Regions from separate parts of the Mus musculus genome. Here region 2 is linked to region 1. A link is a loop called in an ENCODE intact Hi-C map of the cell type or tissue named here. Cell type or tissue: heart. All regions are shown on one strand. Each heading gives the region's core, and the rest is flanking DNA. Links, peaks and the distances in the headings are about the cores only. Region 1 overlaps Senp7 (SUMO1/sentrin specific peptidase 7). Region 2 holds the start of Pcnp (PEST proteolytic signal containing nuclear protein).

Region 1 (8,774 bases), core at 337-8,336:
GATTTCCAGAGTGGTTGTACCAGCTTGCAATTCCACCAGCAATGGAGTAGTGTTCCTCTTTCTCCACATCCTAGCCAGCATCTGCTGTCACCTGAGTTCTTGATCTTAGCCATTCTGACTGGTGTGAGGTAGAATCTCAGGGTCATTTTGATTTGCATTTCCCTGATGACTAAGGATGTTGAACACTTCTTTAGGTGCTTCTCGGCCATTCGAGTTTCCTCAGTTGAGAATTTTCTGTTTAGCTCTGTTCCCCATTTTTTGATAGGGTTATTTGATTCTCTGAAGTCTAATTTCTTGAGTTCTTTGTATATATTGGATATTAGCCCTCTATTGGATATAGGATTGGTAAAGATCTTTTCCCAATCTGTTGGTTGCTGTTTTGCCCTTTGCCTTACAGAACCTTAAGAATAAAACTTTTAACATTTTTTTAAATACAAAAGAAAATACATATGAAAGAGAATATAAAAACTTTAGCCTGGAAGAGTTCAAACCTATGTGAACAATAGATTACTTAAAAGACAGGGTAAAAAATACCATCTTGACTTTCTGCAATACTTCCTTTTAAAACATGAGCAAATTTGATACACCTGCACACACAACACACACACACACACACACACACGGAATATATTAGTTAAATCTCAGAAAGTGTAATATAATACTATTCTCTATTCCTGAAGGCATATCTTGAGCAGTTTCAAAGTTAAAATGCAAGGGATTCACAACTGAGGTAACTCAGATAAGTGACAGTGACACCAAAAATGAGTAAGAATAACCTAGGACAAGTGATCAGAATATAAGGAATGAATTGTAAACTTAAAAGCTAGAGTAACCAAATATTACCAATGTAGTGTCGCAGAAAAAGGATCAGTCACTGCTATGATTACACTACTGAGCCCATTAAATTTACGTTAATTAAGTGTTTTACTTATAAATTAGAAACTAAAATCTCAAATACTTAAAATAAGACAATTTGACTTACAAAAAGCTTTTGACTAAGTCAGTTCATTCTCAAGCGATTTCAAGACCTTTAAGACTAAAACCATATAAGTAACACTATATGGTGTTTTGTTGGATTTTTTTTATTAAGTTCTCAGCAAAATACTACTAGACACTATAAACAAAACTTTAAAATTTGAAATGAAGTAAAAAAGTAATGAAACAGAAAAAAAAACTATTGCAGCAGAAATTTAAAACATGAACTTGAGTTTTGAATGCAAATATTCCCTGCCTGAAGCTAGCATAGTCCTATAGGTGGTAGACCTGAAAGAGAGGCTGGAGGCGTGGTTATGTGGTTAGGAACACACCTGAAACACCAGTGGTAGAATAATGCATGAAGAGAATGTTATAAATAAACACAATAGAATTTCAGTCAGCTGTGAGAAATAATAAAAATTCTAACATTGCAGGAAAGTGTTAAGTGATATAAGCCAGACACAGAGAGATGAAGAGTGTATGCTTTCTCTCAGATGAAGAATCTGGACTTAAATTCAGATATAGACAGTGGGTCTGGACTTAAATTCAAATATAGACAGTGGGTCCAGTATAGAGGCGAGGGGTACTGCAGGAACAAAAGTGTAAAAAATACATGTGACATGAAAGCAGTAGAGCTATCTGAAAGAAGCAGCAGACCGGCAAAAGAGAAGAGACCAGGGTAGGCAGGAGCAAAACTGATCAAAGTATAATGATATGCATGTATAAAACATCCCAGTAAAAGCTGGAGAAGTGCCTCAGTGGTTAAAGGGGACAAGCTTGCTCTTGCAGAGGATCAGAGTTCAATTCCTCCAGAGCACCAGAGTTAATTAGAGTTGGGCAGCTCACAACCACCTGTAACTCCAGCACACCACCTCTGGCCTCCAAGGGCACCAGCACTCCCTTTATACACATGTATGTGCACACAGGCGCGCGCGCGCGCGCACACACACACACAATTTAAATTAATCTTTAAAAACATGTCAAAAGAAAGGTTATTTTATATGCTAGTAGTTAACAATTATTAAAAATCACTAAGTAAATGATTTAATGTTAGCAAAAAAGGAGAGTAATAACAGAAGAAAAAACAGTAAAGATTTCAACAGAAACACAATCGAGGAAAACAGTTCAAAAGATGAACAAAACTAAAAGTTGGTTATTTGAAAAGGTAGTAGACAATTTTAAGACCCTTAGAAAAACTAAAACAGTTGAAAATTAGAAAAATGAAGATATTACAACAGAGAAGTCTAAAATGAAAAGTATCATGAGAATATTATAATTTATATGCCCCAAACCAGAAAACTCTGGGGAAAAAAATTATAAATTCCTAAACATATACCAACTCGCAAAACTGACTCATGGAGAATTAAACCTGTTTAGACCAATAATTAGCAATGAACTCTGGTTATAAAATACCTTTTCTATCAAAGAAATGCCATCACCTATCAAAGAAAAGGTGATGGCATCACTACAAAATTCCATCCCCAAAAACATAAGCAATACAAAGTCAGCTGTGCCAGAACCAAGAGACTCCCAAAACAATACAGACTATTGTCAACTGCCCTTGGCTGCCTTCCAGAAGTTGAAGGGAAGATCCTGTTGCTAAAGACACAGCACACTTGAGACACACGACTGGAGAAATCCAGCTGGATAGGACCTGGAAGCCTCCTCCTTGAAAACCACTTCTCACAGTATCAGAAGGTGCTGCAAACTGCCAAAGGAGAAAAGCAGTCGTCCTACCCAGATGTAAGACCTGCGAACCACAATGACCACGTGGCATGATTTCCCCGAAGGTGCAATAGTGGCACTCATATCTTGAGAGTAAACAACAGCCACTTCACTAGGCTTAAGATTCACTCAATAGGAGGAAATTCACACCCACTACTATAAACCTAAAAAATGGCCTGGGACTGCTGAGGTGATGGACCCTGGAGGAGAATCTGCTCTTACCACTTTCCTAAACCAGAATAAATTCTAACTGCATTCTAAGAATTTATCCTAATACCCACACATAAATGTAAATCTTTTTGCAGCAGGTAAGAGTCCATTACAGAAAGGCAAAACTGTTGGAAATAACAGAGAACAAAGCAAGGAGTGATGAATCTACATCACAACCTACACCTAAGGCTCAAGGAACATCACACAAGAGGGCAAAGAAAGGCTGTGTAAGGGGCACCTGTGAAATCTCAGCAATATGGCTGCCCAATGCTAAGGTGGATAGGGAAAATCTCACACAGTCCTTTCCTAGCCAAGCTACAAGAAATGGCTGCTGAGAGAAAGGTTTAGCATTTTCCAGGGATGAGCTCCAGCCAGTTACGCAATCCCATATCACCAGCCCTAAACATATAACATAAAAGAAACGCTAATGGACTCAGCAAGTTGCTTTTATATATACATGTCTGTATATACATGTATATAAATGAAACAATAATTAAAGAGGAAGAGGTCATGAATATGAGAGGAAATGGGGAAAAAGAGATGGGGATGGGCACAGAATTGTTGTAAATACAGTACTCACATATGAAATTATCAAAAAAAATTAAAACAATTAAAAGGAAAGAACAATGAGTATCTAAAATAGGCCTTAGTTTAAAATTATTTCATGATTAAAGTATAATAATTAAGGTTTATATGTTAAGATAATGAAAATTGCCATGTTGAATAAGCAAATATTCTACCTGAAGTAAGTAATTTAAATTTTCTATTCAACACTGGTATTTTCTATCAACTCTTGATTTCTGATGTAAATTAAAACTTTCCTTCCCAAATAATTCTATTCTGATTATCTGTAACAGGGAGTAGTAACATCTCTTGGTAGAATAAGGCTAACACAGAGATTTTTATTCTTCACATAATATTTGCTCGTATTAAGTGCATAAGTGTAAAGTTTTTCAGAGGAAACAAGTTTCTATGGTTACAAGCCGCATTGATCTACTGTCAGAGTTTGTACTTGGTGTTATGTATAATAAGGATTGGCATGTTACCACATTCTTTGAAATAACAGAATAATAATAATAGCAATAATTAACAGACAGTCTGTCTCTGAGAAGCTCTAAATAATTTCTATATATCCATTCTGCTTTTGAAGTGGGTAAGGATGGTTACAACAGATGTCAAATCTATTCTGTGTTCATCTTATATTTCAGTTATATTGTGATGTATCTACTAAAGTGATGGTAGAGTTATGAGTCTACATATTTCCACTAACTATTCTGAATTCTCCTTTCAAAATGACCCATTTTAAGAAAAGAGAGAACTACTGTTTCCTCGGAGGAGCTCTGAACTCCTTAAACTAACGGTGAGGCTGACCAAACTCTGACAAACGCTTTGCCACAGTGCTGTTGGCAACAGTGGTCTCAGGTCATTCTCGTATTCCAGGACAGACACCTTCAGAAGCATCAACTACAGCAATAATATTTAACAGAATTTGTTTTATTACCAGCAATAAGAAAAAAATGTTACTATTTATTATCAAGCACTGGATTATGGTTTTTACTTAAATCTACACATCAATCCAAAGAGACATATATTCTTATCCCTGTTTAAAAGATACAACGAACTTGCCAGGGTAACTCAGTGTGTCAGCAATACGGATGAAAGCTGAATTCAGATCTAGCTACATTTATGTTTATTCCAAATATAAGAACTAAAGACATTTGACAACAGAAGAACTGATTTTCAGAGAACACATCAAAGCTACCCAGAAACTTCACAACAAATTTTAAGGAACTTGAAGAGAGAGTTTTCACTGAAGAGATCCTGGAAAGAAGCAAAAATGTCATACTTACACTTATTATTCCTCTTTGGAGTAAAGCCTGAAAAGCGCAGATTACAACAGATAGCTTCCTACACCTCTCACAAGAACTATTTCCTTAATTACATGAATCTAGCCCACTGTAATTTATATCCTATAGGAAAACATCATCATAAATTTCAACAAAACATGCTTACATTAGAACACTTGTTTATTTCACATATTTTTTAATTTATATATTTATTTAAATGTAGGAGTGCTCTGTCTGCATGTACACCTACATGCCAGAAGGGGGCAACAGATCCCTTTATAAATGGTGAGGCATCATGTGGTTGCTGGAAATTGAACTTCGGAAATCTAGAAGAACAGCCAGTGTTATTAACCGCCATCTCACCAGCCCTATATGATTTTTATATGCAGAAAAATTTTCACGTGATATTTAAAAGACAATTCAATGAGGCTGGGAGATGTTCTTCCAGAAGAACAGGGTTTGATTCCTAGTATCCACATAGCAGCTCACAACCAACTGTAATTCCTGTTCCAGGGAATCCAACACTCTCTTCTCAGCTGCAAGGACACCGCACATGGAGTACAGACATATATATATACAGGCAAAAGTTCCATGTGTATAAAGATAGGATGGAAATTTTTCAATGACAATGTAAACATTTTTGTAAAGTAGTATTTCCAAAATTAATTGACTTTTTACAGTTCAGAAAAATTAAGCTCAAGGTTCAATGTCATAGACATTAACCTAGTTGTATAAAATTCAAATGCATTAAGTTAAGAGTGAATATAAAGATAAATATGGCACAAAACCTTTCCTTAAGCAAGATGCTTTCACTCTACTAGAGTAGGGGAAAAAACACATAAAATAATATAATAAATGCATTTCTTAAATCTCTAATTATATATTCAATCTACTGTCTGAATAATACTGAAAATCTTTTAGATTATTTTTTAGCTATTTTTTTTAATTTTATGCGTCTGAACGTTCTGCCTGCATGTATGTATGTGTGCCAGTTGAGTGCCCAGTGTTCACAAAGGTCAGGAGAGGGCATCTGACCCCTAGAAACTGGAGTTACAGATGGCTGTGAGCCATCATGTGGGTGCTAGGAACAGAACCCAGGCGCTCTACAAGAGAAGCTGCTGTCTAAACACTGAACCTCCTCTCAAGCCCACCATTGACATTTTTTTTTTAAAGAAGGGAATTTTTTTTAAAGACTGTGCTAGCTAGCTTTAACTATGAACCTGACATAAGCTAGAATCCCGTGGGAACAGTGTCTCAGTGGAGAACAGTCTACTCTGGGTTAGCCTGGAAGCATGTCTGTGGCGGATGGTCTTAACTCCATTCACTGCTTTAGGCACTGACACACGGGCAGGAAATCCTGAGCTATGCATGAACATGCTTCTGTTTCTGAACACAAGCAAGCACGCATGAACATACACGTATGAACATACACGCATGAACATACACATATGAACATACATGCATTTACTTCTCTCTGGTCTTGGCTGTGGATACAGTGTAATAAGCTGCTTCAAGCTCCTGTCATTGTGACTTACCCACAGTGACAGATTATAACCTGGAATTATGAGCTAAAGTAAAACATTTTCCTATAAGTAGCTTTTTGCCAAAATATTGTCACAAAAACAGAAAGGAGTAGAACAGAAACCTAATACATAAATTATCTTTGATGCATCATAAATTAGATATGAAGATTTCAGAAGCTTGTAAGAAATAAAAAAAAATTTTAAAGATAACACTTGTTAAAAATGTTAAGAAATTTGTTATACACCTTTAAAAGGGTAACTTTAAGTATAATATTTACAGTGAAAAATATAAGCTTGAAGAAGACAGTTGGGGAGCTGGGGACATGAAGACCAGAACAAATTGTCACTGAAATGAAAGCTCTAAATTCTACAGACTTAAAGATGAAAATACATTTGACTAGTATTTAGCAGATGAATGTTTAAAAATCTAGAAGTCACAATTCACAGACCACAGAAGCTCTAGAAGAAGGAGGACCAAAGTATGGATGCTTTGATCCTTCTTAGAAGAGGGAACAAAAATACCCATGGGAGGAGATACAGAGACAAAGTATGGAGCAGAGACTGAAGGAAAGGCCATCCAGAGACTGCCCCACCTGGGGAGCCATCCCATATACAACCACCAAACCCAGACACTATTGTGGATGCCAACAAGTGCTTGCTGACAGGAGCCTGATATAGCTGTCTCCTGAGAGGCTCTACCAGTACCTGACAAATCCAGAGGCAGATGCTCTCAGCCAACCACTGGACTGAGCACAGGGTCCCCATTGGTCCTCCAGAAAGGACCCAAGGAACTGAAGAGGTTTGCAGCCCCATAGGAGGAATAACAATATGAACCACCCAGTACCCCTAGAGCTCTCAGGGACCACCACTACAAAAAAATAAATAAACAAATAAATAAATAAATCTAGAAGTCAGCCCATTTGATTCCCACTGGCCTGGGGTAGCCCAAAGAAAGATGCCCACCCTGGTCCCTATGGCCTGAGGAGGGTGGAAGAAATTCACCCAAATGCCCACTCAAGCCAGGCCATCCTGGAACAGCCAGAAGAAAAACACCCAAGTGGCCACCCCAGCCAGAAGAAAGACATGCAAGAGCTTGCTCCAAGTGCCACATTATTATGGGCAAATATGTGATGGAAAAATTGGGAAAGCTGGTGTACACAGTGGGAAGATGGGAGAGAATGAAGCAGAGAGGTTCATATACTATAGATAAAGATGAAACTGGGGACTTGATGGTGGTAAGGAACAGGCGGATATGAGGAGGCCATGGAGAGGTTCTAGGAAAGGACCGTGTCTGGGTCTGCTGCATGAGAGGTCTGTGTTGAAACCTGTGCCTGGCGTTACCACCAAAAGCCAAGCACATGTCTGTGGTCTGTGCTGAGTGGCCTGCACTGCCACCTAAGGCCACTGGGACATCTGGGCCCATGCTGTTGCCATGGCTGGGTCCATGGTCCTATCACAGCCAGGGTCTGTGTCGATGTCCCCTGCCCCTGTTACCACCAGAGGCCATGCAGAAGAGAGCCACCTCCCAGCAGCTTGCTGAAGAGAGTCTTCTGGCTGCTTTCAGACCAAGATGTAGAACCCTCAGCTCCTTCTCCAGCACCATGTCTGCCTGCAGGCTGCCATACTTTCTGCCATGATGATAATGGACTTTATCTCTGAAACCGTAAGCCAGCCAAAATTAAATGTTTGCCTTTATAAGGGTTGTCCTGTAATTCCAGCATTTGGGAGGCAGAGGTAGGCGAATTTCTGAATTCAAGGCCAGCCTGGTCTACAAAGTGAGTTCCAGGACAGCCAGGGCTACACAGAGAAACCCTGTCGCAGAAAACCAAGAAGAAGAAAAAAGAAAATGGAAAAAAAAAAAAAAAGAGTTGTCCTGGTCATGGTGTCTCTTCACAGCAATTAAACCCTAAGACATCAGACCTGAGGGTATAAGAGGAGAGCTGACCCTGCCCCTTGCTAGCTGCAGCACTGGATGAGCTACCTGGAGCAGTGCTGGAGAGCTTACCCTGGTGGTGCTGTGCAGGAGAGCTGGCAGGCTAACCAACTCAACTCCTCCTAGGCCCAGATCCAGAGCTATGAGTTGGCCCACCCAACATCTACCCCATCCAAGAACTACTGGGTGCATGAAAAGGCCTAGTCCTACATATCTGAAACTGCAGGATCTCCAGGACACAGGGCAACAACAGGATATCCAAGAAGAGTCCTGGTGAGGATCCAGTATTGATAGTGTAGCAGAAGCCAGAGGTCTCAAACCAGACCAATGACCATTGCAATGAACATTTGCAAGGAAAAATGTGTGGTCAAGTGTGTACTGTGACACAATACAACTTCCATGATGATATTTTTTATGTTTTGGGGGGAGTTGTTGATTGTTGTTGTTTTCTTCTTTTCTTTTTTCTTTTCTTTTTGGGGGAGGTTGCAAGGGCAGAGGGTGGATACATAGGAACAGGGTTAAAGATAAGTAGGATTGGGGATCCTGATGTGGAATTCACAA
Region 2 (8,660 bases), core at 661-8,660, 100 kb after region 1:
CAGGGCGGGGTGACCAGTTTCATAGTTAAAAAAATTTTAAATCTTCAACTTAATTTTTTCTTCTTTTACAGGGTTCCTCACATTTCTTCAAAATGAATGTGACTGTCCGTTTCTTAAGACCTTTTGCCAGATGTCTGGTGCCATATACCTTTCATAGGAAGAGAAGTCATTTATATTCAGGAGTTCTGCAGAGATACATGTCCTCCAAAGCACCTTCTTTGTCTTGTCATAATAAGGACAGTGCATCCCCTCCTGAGCAGCTAGAATTGGATGGGTGGAAAGCTACAATGAAGTCGAGCATTCAAGAAGATGGTGTTTCAGAGGTCTCAGACAAAGATGAAGATTCCCTCGCCTCAACCAGAGAACTAATTGAGATGTGGAGATTGCTTGGCAAAGAAGTACCAGAACATATTACTGAAGAAGATCTCAAAACCCTTATGGAATGTGCCTCTAAATCAGCCAAGAAGAAATACTTACGGTATCTGTATGGGAAGGAAAAGGCGAAAAAAGCTAAGCAGGTAAAGAAGGAGATGAAAGCGGAGGCCAGGGAAGAAGCAAAAAGGGCCAGGTTGCTAGAGACCACCGCAGAAGAACAACAGCAAGACTTCATGTTTCTTCGACTATGGGATCGACAGATCAACATTGCACTGGGTTGGAAGGGTGTCCAGGCTATGCAGTTTGGACAGCCTTTGGTTTTTGACATGGCCTATGATAATTACATGAAACCAAGTGAACTGCAGAATACTGTTTCTCAACTTTTAGAAAGTGAAGGATGGAACAGAAGAAATGTTGATCCTTTCCACATTTATTTCTGCAATCTTAAAATAGATAGTGCTTATCATAGAGAATTAGTTAAACGTTATAGAGAAAAATGGGACAAATTGCTCTTAACAGCAACAGAAAAGTCTCCTGTTGATTTATTTCCAAAGGACAGTATTATATATTTAACTGCAGATTCTCCCAATGTTATGACTACCTTCAAGCATGATAAAATTTATATAATTGGATCATTTGTTGATAAAAATACACAGACAGGAACATCCTTAGCCAAGGCCAAACGGTTAAACATAGCAACAGAGTGCCTTCCACTAGATAAATATTTACAATGGGAAATTGGTAACAAAAATCTCACCTTAGATCAGATGATCCGAATTTTGCTCTGCCTGAAAAACACTGGTAACTGGGAAGAGGCTCTCAAGTTTGTTCCCAGGAGAAAGCATACTGGTTATTTAGAGGTTTCTGAGCAATCTCAGGAACTTGTTAGGAAACTGAAGAAGACAAAGACTTTAAATTCATTTCGAAAAGGCTCCTTAAATGTGCGCACGTGGAAAAGGTGACCTAAGTGAGAAAGTATGGTGAAAGAAGAAAACAGGCTGAAAGTATGGTGACAAGAATGTAGTTATTCCTAAATGGAATTATCTCTTAAAGTCAGTCTCTCTAGACTAACAGTAGAGGTTTGCCTATTTTTTCTTCTTCTTTGCTTTTTTGCAACAGGATTTCCATGTAGCCTTGTCCTCCATCAAGGCCAGACTAGACGTATGTATCAGCAAAACTTTGAAAGTATGTTTTATTTGTTGTAAAAACAATCAAGTTTATAATTAATCTAGAATTGAACACAATAAAAGTTAATATTATTTATTTTTAATCGATTCTTTGAATATCAGACTTTATTGTCCATTTTGGTTTGAGGGTTGATTTGGGTTGTTTTGTGAGTTTTGTTTTGGGGGAGGGAAGGCACGTCTCCAGTAGCCTATGCCAGGTTCAACCCTAATTCTCCACTTCCACTTCCCAAATGATGGGAGTACAGGCCTGAATCACCATGACTGGCTCCATTATACATACTCTTTATTTATCCATGTTAGAAACTGTTCTTTCATGAGGAAATAGATTAAAGCTTTTAAAATTTGAAGCTCTAATTATGAAATTAAAGCCTGTATATAACATTGGTTGTGTTCCAGGCACTAAGTTAAGGTATATTGCATTACATAATCTTGATTGTCCAAAAACTGGTTTTCCCTAGCATGTTAGGGGAAATCCTAATACTATGAAAATTGAGTTTGGAGTAAATAAAAGCAATTTTTTAGGACAGAAAATGTGTCTGGACCAGAATGATGTCTCAGTGGACTCTTGTAGAGAACTTAAATTCAGTTCCCAGCACCACTTTGGGTGGCTTGCAACCCCTGTAACTCTAGTTCTGGTGGGTCTGACACACTCTGGACTCTAAGGGCACCTGTATGAAATGTGGTAAACACAGCTCATGCAGGCATATACACACATGAATACAAAAGCTGACATTAATACCTGGTTAATACATAGTACTTATTGTATGGATAGCATTTCTAGGAAATACTGTTTCTTCAGCCACATGGTTTTTAAATACGTCTTAGAAGTTATTGTTGTTTGAATAAAGTGATGCCCACAGATAGGTCCTTGGGGATTGGCACTGTTAGGTATGGCCTTGTTGGAATAGTTATGGCTTCCTTCCCTTAGAGGAAGTGCATCACTTCTAGGAGGTTGGCTTTGAAGTTTCAGATCTCAGGCCATGCAAATGCGGCAGGCAGTCAGTCTATTTGTGGATCCAGATGGAGAACTCTCAGCCCCTTCCCCAGCACTGTACCTGCCAACATCCTTCCTGCCATGACAGTAACAGGCTAACACTTTGGAACTGTCAGCCAGCCCTAATTAAATGTTGTCCTTTATAAGAGTTGCTGTGGTCATGGTGTCACCTCACAGTAATAAAAACCCTCCTAAGACAGCTATATTTTTACTATTTTTTACTTTCCTTTTAAAGATTTATTTATTTCATGTATGTGTGTATACTGACACTGTCTTCAGACACACCACAAGGCGGCATTGGATATCTATTACAGATGGTTGTGAGTCACCATATGGTTGCTGAGAATTGAACTCTGGAAGAGCGGTTAGTGTTCTTAACTGCTGAGCCATCTCTCCGGCCCTGTTTTTATTTACTTTAATGTGTACTTGCTTGTGTGAATGTATTGTGTATGTGAGTACCCATGAGACCAGAAGGAAACATCATATCCCTTGCTATAGTTACAAGTAAGTTGTAAGATGTCCAACATGGTTTATGGGAACTGAACCTGGTTTCTGATGGCCCAGCCATGTTTCTGTTCCCAGCCACATGGTTTGGGTTTTGGGGTCTTTGCTGGGAATCGAGGTCTCAGCTTAACAGCACATTGGAGGCCGCCAAGTTTACATGAGGAAACAGCAATCTAGAGTGATACATAATATCCCCTCCCCGAGAAAGGGTCTGTGGTATATCTTTGGCTTTGAGCTCACTGACACCCACATACCTCTGCCTCCCAAGTGCTGGTATTAATGGCACAAGAAATGTGAGAATCGTAAATACTATCCTCTAAAGCCATATAGGAGACATGGTGAACCAAGCAGGAGTTAAATACTACTATACGACAGTTTCCTGGTCACTTACATATAATTATGTGCTAAACAGTGAACTGAATGGGTAAGTGCTCCCCATCTCTACTTGAAGCCTGAGTTATTCATTCACAGATACCGAACAGCTTTCGTGTAGGTAACCACCAATACAAGGTGCTATGAAATGTGGCTGCTTTTTAGTTTTAATTTTTTGTGCCTATATGCTGATGTGTGTGTACATGTGGGTATGCACACATGTGTCGTTGGACTGTCTTAGTTATCTTGAGTTGTGTTTTCACTATGTAGACTAAGCTGCCTTTAAGATCCACCTGAGTGAGATTAAAGGCATGGCCACCATCCCTGGTGCCACTTTAACTTTTGATACAACCTGGAGGTGGCCGACTTGGCTGGACTGGCTGGCCAGCAAACCCCAGGGGACCTCCTGTCTCAGCCTCTCCCTCTCTGGCACTAGGATGACTGGCACCCCAGCTTTATGTGAATACTAGGGATCCAAACTCTGATCTTGAGATAACCGGATGATTCAGTATAGCCACTGTTACCAACATCCATGTTTCTCTGTTCTGTTGTTTTAGTTTGGGGGTAGGCCCTCATGGAGCTCAGGCAGGTACTGAAATGGCTGTGTAGCTAAGGATGATACCTTTATCCCATGATCACCTGTTGAAGGGGTACTAGCATTTATTTGGATACAGGGTCTCCCATACCCCAGGCTGATCCTATCTCCACTTCCCAAGTACTGGAATTAGACATATGTGCCACCACTTCATTATGCAGTGTTGGAGATGAAACCCACCATGGGTTTTGCACGTTAGGCAATCACTTGGCCAACTGAGGTACAACCAACAGTCCACTGATATTTTATGGAGAAGTAAAAGCAGGTCTGTGGACAGCAACACTCAATGTTGCTTGGAGGACAGAATGAACTATATTCTCTAATACTGGGTGTATATTACAGGCTAGGAATTGACCAAATTTGGGCAGAGGAATGAGTATAGAGAAAAAGAAGTAAGAAACAGATGAGGCTGTAGCATACTTGATGCATGGATTTCATTGACACTAAATGAATCTACTAAAGGTTTCTAGGAGAGGCAGGACTTAACAGGTGTTTCCAATCTGGAAGAGACGAGTCCTGTATTTTACTGTTGAGTATAAGACAAGTGCTGGTGCTAGCACAGAGGCAGGGAACGCTACAAGACAACTCTTGTGCTGTTCATTGTGTCCATGAAGGTTAAGAGACAAGACTGGCACTAGCTTTTATGATAAAACTCTGTCGGATACTTTTACCTTGAAAGAATAGGGCGATTTAACCAGCAGACAGTTTTACTCCAGACAGTTTTATAGGAGTAAAGAAAACTCCTTGAAAAACACCAAGAAGTGAATAACTTCTAATTCAAAGCAATTCCGAACGTTGAAGCTGGGCTGGGGCGTATTTTAAACGTTATTAGAGAAGGGATGAGTGGAATAGGGTAGATACAAAGCCGACATCTCCAAACTGCAGTAGAGCAAACTACCCTTCTCCGTAAGAAAGACAGCTCCTGCCCTTCGGAGTGTAGCCGGGGATTTTGTTTGTTTTTTATGTATTTTTTTTTAAACAGGTGTTTGAATATATGCAAGTGAGTGTGAACTCTTAGTAGTCGGATTTCTGGAACTGGAGTTATCAGTTAACTGTAGACCACCCAACTGGGAATTGAACTGTCCTCTGAAACAGCAGGAAGCGCCCTTGACCTCCACGTATACCTATTTCTGCTTTTAATGTTTGCTTGCTTGCTACAACTCTCACGCTGAATTTTTCACGAATGCAAAAGCCGCGGAAATTTCTTCCGCCCCAATTTCCGTAAGGCTCTACGACGTGATCTTCCATAAGTCTCTTTTCGGTGTCATTGCACAAATGGAAACGATAATTGCACACCGGACCGCACTGGACGGTGTCAACACTAAGACAGCGTCCGTTAACTGCTGACGTTTCTCTGTAAGAACACAGCCCTATCCCGTAAAATGAAGGACCAGCCGCGACCACCGCTGAGCGTGGAAGCACCTAGGATTGAACCCACCGTTCCACGATCGGTGAGTCCGTACTAACCCGGACGTGCCATCCCACCGCCCAGTCCTCCATAGCCGTCACCACACACCTCGTTCCAGCCAACGACGTCACATCCGTCCCCGTCTCGGGTTCCAGGTCCTCTCTAGGCTGCGGCCTCGCTGGCCCGCCCGAAGCTTTGTGGTTGCTGGGCGGGGCCGTGACGTTCTTGCCCGGGCTGCAGGGGGAGGCCGCGGCGAGGAAGATGGCGGACGGGAAGGCGGGAGAGGAGAAGCCAGAGAAGCCGCAGCGAGCCGGAGCCGCCGGAGGTGAACACAACCCCAGCGTCGCGGGCTACGGGGGCTACTCCGGCCTTTCTTTGGGGTTCCCAGGGCGGGTTGGGGGGCTTTCCGGCATCGCAGGAGCCGGCGGAGCTGGCGCTCGCCCGGCCAGGGGCTGGGCCCTGATGAGTGCCGGGCACGCCCGGTGTGGCCCGCGGGGGAGATCGAGGTCCGCGTCGCCTAATCAGAGAGGCCGCCGGTTACCACCGGGCGGTGCGAAGGGAGGTGGGAGCTTGGCCCGGGAGTCCGAACAGCAGAGAGCTCAGGGCCCGCTGCGCACTCAGGCCGCCGCACGAGCGCCGAGCCGCCGCGGGCACTGGCCGCATGCCGGCTTTCCGAGGTCGCCGGCCTCTCGGTTACACGTAACGAGGGTTGATGCTCTCTTTTTCGCTGCGGAGGTGGAAGACCCCAGCCCACTCTCTGCTGTATTTTCAGACATAACATTTATAAACCCTGCGATGGCATAAGTCGAGGCGATGCAGGGGAGAGGGGAATCTGGCTCAAGCAGCAAACGCTTGAAATTAGGGTTTGATTCGCTTTCTTTCCGGTATCTTTCTTAGGCTGCCAGCAGCGGAGTCTATGTCAGATATTTCGTTGGCGTGGTAGGAAGGTGTGATCTTCCTGTAATTTGTCGCGAAATTAAACTCAGATTATAGCTATCTTTTCGTTCCTCCTACCCCCGTAATTTTTGATGGTGTACATAAAGGAAAAGAAATGCGTAGTCTCTTTTCCCCTACGCCCTTTTGTCGGAAGGATAATTAGCACATGCTTAGAATGTTTTAGCCTTTCACTGTTCTGGCTTTCTTCGGGCTTATCCTTGAAATACTTAAATGTGAGAACATATAGGTTCAGTATCGCATAAAGGCCAAAAGTAGGGTCTACCAAGTTTGTTAATTGCCGAACACCCCCGCCCCCACCCCACCCCCGGTTTGAGCTAGGAGCTCATTTAGCTCTGGCTTCCTGAGTACTGGAATTACAAGCCACGGCCACTTTCTCAGGTCTCTTCCTCATTTTGTTTTTTTTTAAAAATAAACTAGTAAAATAGCTAATGATTTTAGTTCTTACTTTAGACCTTCTATATGTTAAAAGTAGTTTGAGGAAAAACTATAGCCTAAAGTATCTTGGGGTGGCCTTGAACTTAAGGTCCTTTTGCCTTGACTGAGAACATCGTTTTAAGGTACTGCTAAAATGTACCTTAAACGTCTAAAGAAATTCGTGTGTATGTATGCAGTGTACTTGCCACCCTTTCAGTTGAGGGACATTCTGTCCTGTGAATAATATTTCCATCTTAACAGTGTTGGGGTTACATTGATTATTTTATGTTGGTAACTTAAAATAGCAGCCCTTTTCTTCATAATTTGCCTGATTTCGTAAAGCTCACTTTAATATCAGACATACAGGGGTCATGCAGAGTTTCTTAACTGAAACATTTCGCCCATAGGTAGGATTGAATTGATAAGCTTCAGGCAAGTGTTCAGCTCTCTTGGAAAACTTTGTCTAGACTTGGCAACCTTTCTTCTGTGAGACAGCCCACGGTGTTGGAAATACGAGTAGTTTCCCTACTCATTCAACCTCGTTATTGATCCTGGAGGTTGAACCCAAGGCCCCATTTATGCTAGGGTTGGGCCTCACGACCGTGCTCTATTTTAGTAGGGAGACGATCCCCTGTGTAGCTCTTTAACTTAAGTAGAAACTTAGATTTAGAGACAAGCAACTTAATGTGTAATCACAGCCATTTCAAGCTATCAAGGGTTACGCCAAGAGCCACTTCAGTGATGTGTATATTTCCTGTGTCAGAACAGGACTCATGGACTACCTGTCCTGTCAGAGAGCTACTGCAGTCCTTGGTTTTGGGGGGTTTTTTGTTTTGGTTTTTTCTTTTCCCCCAGACAAGGTACCAGAATGCACATGACTCAGGAATGGTACCTTTGTGGAGTTGTCCCATCTCAGCTAGTCAGGGAAAGAGAATAATTGTAGTAGGTTTGGTTTAATTGATATTAACTTACACATAAACAGAAGGCTTTGCTAAAATATTTTTTTATCTAAAAGCTAACAATTTGTGTAATGATGACTTACAAATTGAAAGGGCAGAGGCTGGAGAGATGGCCCAGTGATTAAGAGCAGCAAATGCTCTTCCAGAGGACCTGGGTTCAAATCCCAGCACCTATATGGCATCTCACAGCTGTCTGGAATTTCAAGATCTGACATGTCCAAACAGACATACATTCAGGCAAACACCATTGTATAGAAAATAAAAATAAATTATTTTTTTAAAAAAACAAAGGATGTTCTTATTCACAAATGCTTGTTCATTTATTCATTATAATTCATACTACTAAAGATATTCACAGTATTAGTCAACAGTCATTCAACATTTTTTCGCCCACAGTTCTAAAATACAAAATGTCTTAGTAAGCATAGTGCTGAATTCCAGCAGTTGGGATGTGGAAGCAGGAGTATCCCTTGGGAGTTCCAGGTAGGGGTTTGAGGTCCTCCTGGGCTACCTTACATAGTGAAGTTCAGACTTCCCAGGATTCCATAGTGATACTCAGTCCACAAAACACAAACAAACAAAATGTCTCAATAAATCCAAAGTAGAGATCCTTGATTAAAAGTTCCAAATGCTCAATTAGTTTGAGTTTAAAGAACATTTGGTACTTATGAATTAAGTGTTAATATTCAGTGATAGGTCTTAACACTCAAATTTTCTTGAAAGAATTTTCTAGTGGCCCATATTTAGAATTACAAATAGTTTATTAACAATCAGTAATATATTTGTCTGCTGTTTTCCCATTTTAGTTCATTGCTTTATTTGCTTTTTTCTTAAAATGCTTTGTGTATTTTGCTACATAATTGCTAAGAGGGTTACATGAAGACAAAATGACTAG

The links. Hi-C counts contacts between places; a loop is a spot of excess contacts. Peaks named below come from ENCODE experiments on the same cell type or tissue, not always from the same donor. Only the 100,000 strongest peaks of a DNase experiment are listed, where the experiment ranks them.
Region 2: a loop joins it to region 1, with 2.7 times the contacts of the local background. A loop is called at or near these places in 1 of 42 quality-filtered maps.

Annotation. Positions count from the first base shown.
Region 1 is chr16:56,128,124-56,136,897 of GRCm38, reverse strand. All of the region lies in intron 6 of Senp7 (SUMO1/sentrin specific peptidase 7), which reads right to left. Among named protein-coding and RNA genes, the nearest start is that of Senp7, 57 kb to the right of the region's middle. In heart, for the core only: a CTCF peak has its summit at 4,996 (motif pointing right); no DNase peak of the experiment used is centred there.
Region 2 is chr16:56,026,703-56,035,362 of GRCm38, reverse strand. It overlaps Pcnp (PEST proteolytic signal containing nuclear protein), which reads left to right and starts at 5,646. Exons shown (of 5, transcript NM_001024622.2): 1 at 5,646-5,760. The coding sequence starts at 5,697. It overlaps Trmt10c (tRNA methyltransferase 10C, mitochondrial RNase P subunit), which reads left to right. Exons shown (of 2, transcript NM_029092.4): 2 at 72-1,643. The coding sequence starts at 93. The coding sequence ends at 1,337. In heart, for the core only: no CTCF peak of the experiment used is centred there; a DNase peak (open chromatin) is centred at 5,612; H3K4me3 peaks cover 3,265 bases; H3K27ac peaks cover 2,271 bases.